2 separate regions of the Mus musculus genome follow, and region 2 is linked to region 1. Evidence: chromatin contacts called from ENCODE Hi-C data. All regions are on one chromosome and are shown on one strand. Each heading gives the region's core, a stretch centred on a gene start or an enhancer-like site at or near the end of the contact. The rest is flanking DNA. Distances are from core to core; before and after follow the strand shown.

Region 1 (2,962 bases), core at 202-2,701:
GAGAGACAAAATAATAGAAAAAGCAAACAAAAATTTTAAATGGTACAATTCCATTCTCCCTGCGGTTATCCATCACTTATCAGATTCAAAATACGAACTACACAATCACAGATACTACTTTTAATTTAATATTTTTCATTAAAAAATAAAATGATACTAAGTGATTCAGGTCACCCCAGATGAAGGAAATTCATATCTGCTTTTCAAAATCTGAATGCTACTTGTTGAATTCACTCACTGTGTAGACAGCAATATTAAATTTAAAAACTTGAGTCATATAGAAAAGGAGTAAAAAAAAATGAATAAATATACTTTCAGAAGTTCTGTGTACACACTGTGTACCATAGCTCAGAAATATCAGTGATTGTGACTTACACACACACAGTATCTTACTGTGGCTCAATGACAGCGAGTCAGAGCCAAGCCAACACTTGGCAGCCACAGGTGCACAGGGGTGAATTGTAATCAGTACCGGCTCCTTACACTGTGACCTTGGAAGCTTTGGAGTACACAGGGTGGTTTAGAATCAGCTGACACTAGACAACACGTGGTGTCATCACAGGGGTGAAAACTGTGTCCCACAAATGGGAGCCTTTATGGCAAAAGGCTAGGGACAGCTAAGTGGTTCTGGTCTCCGCTGGCTGCCTTACTCAGACCCACAGTAACCTTGACATATTCTGCTGAAGGTGGGTTTGGGTACACACCAGATTAAGCAGTCACTTGAATCCTAGCCTTCTTGCTTAGCTTTTCTTGAGGCTATTGACAAGTGTAACCCCTGTCATTTTGGAAACTTACTTGAGGTTTTTAAAGGGAGTGGTAGATCCCCTTCGTCTCCTCCCCGGGCTCTCAATGTTTATACCGCGGTCTTGTGAACTCAACACGGTTCTCAGATGCTCTAGAAACTGGGAAAAAGATAAATTCAGCAGCGCATGCAACTGAGATGTGTCACCTGTTTGTGTGCAGACCTGGGGTTAGTTCTGAGGGGCTCAAGGGAGACGGAAACGAGCGCTTTTCAAAGGGCATCACAGGCAAACAAACCCCCGGAAGAAATCAACATCCGAGTCACCTTGCAACTACAACTGTCAAGCCCCAGAGCTACTCGGCCGCTCAGATCAAGGGCCCTGGCGCCGCCCGAGCCACCCCGGGAGCGAAGCCAAGGCCCCCGCGGTGACAACCCCGCACCCGGCTCGCCGCGGCCTCCCTCACCGCTCGGGCAGGGGACGTGGGCCCCACGGCCCGGGTCGCTCACCCGCACGCGGAGTGCTGCGCGGTCCCGGGATGCTCCGGTGCGTGCGGGCCGCAGGACAGGGTCACAGCGTCCCGGTCCCGGGGCCGGGCCGAGCGCCGGTAGAGTGCAGCCGGGAGAGCTGCGGGGGAGGGGTAGCACAACAACTGCATCAGCTGAGCTCCGTACCGGGAGAGCCTGCGCGTGCGCTTGCGCAGTTCGCCCCAGGAAGGAGGGGCTAGGCCCTGGAATGGACACTACGCATGCGCACTGTCACCGGTTTGAAGGGAAGTTGCCAGGGTGAAAGCTTCTGGTTTTGTCACCTGTCTCTTCTCTAGACTGGAAAGTTTCAAAATAGTACTAATTGCGCCTGGCTTACGAATAATCGGTTTTCCCTTTTCCCCTCCACCAGGCTGATTCCTTTTGTAAAGGGGAGGAATGTGCACCGTCGCAATTTTGAGCGATCGTGTTCTCAAGTCTAGATTTGCAGACACAAAACTTCCTTCCTGGGGTTAGAATGAGCCGGTTGGTGCACATTTCTGGCAGAGTTGCAGGCCAGAATTTTGTTATTGAGTTTTCATTTAGAAATTAATGTCACCGGGAAGACGCACCCCCGCCCCCGCCTTGGTTTAATCTTGTTTTGATTTTGTACTTAAATTCACATTATTCAGTGCATGCAATAAGAGTTGTACCCCAAAGCTCATGACCAAGTGAGTTGTTAAAGGAGTGTCCCAATCCATGCACCTCATTGTCCAGTCATAATTTACAGTGAGTTGAGGCTACAGTGGCTCATTTTAGTGGCTCGCCAGTGTTATAGTCAAAGGTTGTTATGACCTCTTTTCTGTCTTCCTGATAATCAAGATGTATTAAGTGGCTCATAAGATTCCTGGATGGGATTATAATAAGATAAAATTGAAAGCAAGAACAGATGCGGTTGCTAAAGGAGTTTAATAGCTTCCCTATAAATGGGGTTTCTGGTGAAATTCCTAGAAAATTAACAGAGTTATAACTGGGAAGTAAGCATCTCTTAATTGTGTTTTTTTTTTTTTTTCTTTTTCTTTTTTTTTTTTTTTTTTTTCCTTCTCTACTGGAAAAAAGCAACTGCACTGGGCGAGGAGCTCCCAATTTTGTCCCGCTCTTCTAAACTGCCTTGTATGTATTTGGAAAGTATTTTGATTTATGACCATCTTCTATGTATATAAAAGTTTCATGAAATTGTTATCACATTGGGACATTGGTATTTGGAATAGCCCAAGTCTTTGTTTTCAGGTCATGGTTCCTCATATTGGCTTTAGAATAAACTCTTTGTCCTTTTGAGGTGAGAGCTGTGTATTTTCCATCTACATAAGCAGGATGTTTTAAGACTATTTAAAACATTCACCTCCTTAGGTCCGGCAATTTCACTCTGTGAGATTCATCCTAAATTATAATGAGAATTCTAAAGTAAAGTTGTGTGCAGTGTGTAACCAGTTTCTTAGGATTTCAATAGAGTTAACAATAGCTTCGAAGTAGACCATGGCAACTCTTATAAAGAATACATTTATTTGGGGTTGGCTTACAGTTTCAGAGGTTTAGCCCGTTATGCTCCTGGCAGGAAACATGGCAGCAACCAGGCAGACATGATACTGGAGGAGCTTAGAGTTCGACATCAGAGACAGCAGGGAAGTGAATTAGCTCCTTAGACCCCAAGGCCCTCTCCCTAGTCAGCACCTCCTCCATTTAAGCCACACCCTCCCT
Region 2 (2,962 bases), core at 121-2,620, 540 kb before region 1:
AGGATGTTCCTCTGTCCGCCCCCCCCCCCCCCCTTGCTCCATCATGCAAGCTAGGTAAGCATGCTACCACTGAGATAACACCCACATGCCCTATTTAAGGATTTGGAGGTTTATCTGAAAGGATAAGCCATTTAAAGGTTGTAAGGCATTTTTAAAACACACATTCTCCCTCAATCCACAGAAGAAACTTTGTCGGATAGATGTTATCAGTGTTTGTTTACACATGAGCGGGCTAGGGGTTTGAAATGGTTTGACCTATATGAGGGGCTGCAAGCAGCAGGAAATGGAATCAGAAGGCAGGCAGGGACTTTTTGGTGGAAATGTTTTTTTTTGGGAAAGGAAAGGGGTTTTCTTGCTTTTTGCCTGGCCGTATTCTATTCAGGCTTCGTTCAGAACTTGTTTTTCAGGCCCAACTGTGCATTCCCTAGTAAAATCTAGTTTTTAACTAAGAACGCCATGAAGTCAGTTTAGCTTTCTATCTTTCTTATCTTCCTGTTTTCAAGGTAACAAGTACCTTTGTTGTGTTAGCAACAATGTTGTTATGCTTCCAAGTCATTGTCCCCCTTAAAGCTAATGTGATTCCCCATTTGCTCAAGCATCCCTACCGCATCCTAATCGTTAAAGTCCCACTTTTACAAGCTCTCTATTGAACTGGAACCATTATCTCCTCTCCATTGCAAGATGGATTTATAGCGGTCCGTACGCGAACGAGACTGTCTTAAAGCCCTCCTTAACAACGTGTTCTTACAGGTATTGAATATCTTTTAAATTCATTTTGTACATGGAGGGACACACTGTTTCCCTGTATATTCACAGTCCTGTGAGAAAGGTTTTGTTACCATTTCACAGATGGAGAAACCAATTTCAACCCCTGAGACTGCTGCTCCGCAGCACCTGTGAAATGCGGCGCTCACGTGTGTACAACTATGTTAATTTAAGTGCCATCAGAATGCAGATTAAAATCATCTGTGGTGTTTGAAGGTGCGCTTAGGGCCAAGGAAAGCTAGCTAGGGCTGTAGAATAAAGATGTTCAGGATTGGGGATTAATGGCGGACTTAATTAGAAAAGCAGGCTGGGGCAAGGAGAGACAGGTTTTGAAGGTTTGGTCAGCATATGCAAAGCCATATATTATACCACCTATATGAAAGAGCAGCAACGCCTTCTACATAGATTTATAGTCCACTTGCAATTATCCCACTCTAGCTGGCTCAGTTTCGGTCCAACTCTAAGCGGTGACCTCGCTGCTTTGGGGCCTGATCATCCGTGGTCTTCCCTGCTTTTGCTGCTAATCCCGGGTGGGAGTTAAACAGGCCCAGGGTGGGGCAGCGCAGCGAGCACCTGCCTCCCCAGGCTCGCCGCTGGGCGTGGAGAGCGGCTAGGAGGCCGGGCCAGGGAAGGAAGCGCGCGGCGCGCCTTGTCCCTGACGGCGATCCGTAGCGCTGGGAGTCAGCGGCGGAAACATGGCGGCCGTGTCGGTCCTAGCGAAAGTTTCTACCGAGGCCTTGCGGTGCTAGTGCGGGAGGCCTCGGGCTCACGTCCCCACATCACCTCCGCGTTCTGGCTCGGAGGCTCCGCGCCCTTTGGCTCTGCGAGCTTCGCAGCGGAAAGAGCGAGGCTCGCTGGCGACCGCTGACTCGGGTAAGGGGCATCCGGGAGCCGAGGGGCGGCGGAGGGCTGGGGCGCCGCCCAGGGTCCGGCTGAGCCGGCCAGGCCCCGCCCCGTCGGCCTCCTGGTGGGATCGATGCTCGGGGGCTGGCGACCGCCAAGGGAGGGCGTGCCTCGGTGTCCCGCCTCACCCTGACCCGGGAGTCGCGTGGTGTCGCCTCGTCCCAGAGCTAAGGGGTAGCGGAACAGCCAGGGTCCCGAGCCCACTTCTCCATCTCTCGCTAGATCGAGCCCTAACGGGAGAGAAGTTACCATAGCTGCTCAAAAAGGAGAGTCCGAGTTGCCATTCTTCTAGTTAAGAGGTGGGCCGAAAGAGTTATTAGCAGGAACTCAGAGAAACTAGGCTGCAGGTCTCCAACTCCTGACGGCTCAGTGTTGTTCTTTCAGGTTTGGACATTTCCCCTACGAGGAACAGACATAGATTTCCACTGAAGGATTATGAAAGCGATACATTGTGTCTTGAAGTCCATTGTCTTAGGACACCATGAGGGCACTTTTCTGTTTTGGAAGAAATTTGGTGAATTAAGTGAAGGTTGGAGTAAAGCCAAGAGCAGACAAGCCAATGATTCCTGGACTCTCACTTAAGTACTAGTGCTAGCTGTGGCTTATTAGAAAGTGGTTTATTTTATCTGCATTTCTTAAGTAGTTTTTTCTATTATTAGTCAGTCTCCTCTCCCCGCCCCCCCCCCTTCGGAATTGAATGTTAACTTGATTACAGACTGCTGGATACTGAGCGTGCATTGTGGAAGACAGATCTCCCCAGAGACTTTGTGACCTGTGAAGAATGCAGACATTAAACAAATGGTGAAGAAAAGAGTAGTTTTACTTTTCCATTTCAGAGAGAGTGATCCGAGAGGCGATTCTCCTACGAAAAGAATTGTAAGCCCACACCTGAATGAAGGGTTTGACAGATAAAGGGCAGATAGGGCTAGGAGGAGGAAAAGGAATATGTCCAGAGAGGGCACGCCATTTCTGTAGTTCATAATTGAAGTGTAGTTGGAATAAAAGTGAGAGGAAGAGCAGTAACAGATGGGGCAGTTATTCCTGTCCACTGTGTAGCACTTTATAAAGGCACTGAAAAGTTTACACTGTAATACTGTGAGGGGTGGAAAGCCAATAGAGAATTTTGCATAGTGGAGCATAACACGATAAAATTCGGGTCTTAAAAACACACTTTAAGAAGGGCAGAAGTTGATAGGGAAGGGAAAAAAAAAAAAAAGGAACATGTTTAAGAATGAGGTCATTGTCACCAAAATTTAGGTGGTGATTTTTTGGCGGATAAGAAGTAGTAGAAATG

The links. A loop is a pair of places that touch in the nucleus more often than their neighbours do.
Region 2: a map of regulatory T cell shows a loop between it and region 1 (4-fold over the local background). The contact joins the promoter of Tmem168 here to the promoter of Tmem106b in region 1. A Hi-C loop is called at or near these places in 2 of 37 maps with a recorded cell type or tissue (T-helper 2 cell and regulatory T cell).

What each region holds. Positions count from the first base shown.
Region 1 is chr6:13,068,248-13,071,209 of GRCm38, reverse strand. Tmem106b (transmembrane protein 106B) reads right to left here and starts at 1,451. Exons shown (of 9, transcript NM_027992.3): 1 at 1,250-1,451; 2 at 796-902.
Region 2 is chr6:13,606,506-13,609,467 of GRCm38, reverse strand. Tmem168 (transmembrane protein 168) reads left to right here and starts at 1,370. Exons shown (of 5, transcript NM_028990.5): 1 at 1,370-1,638.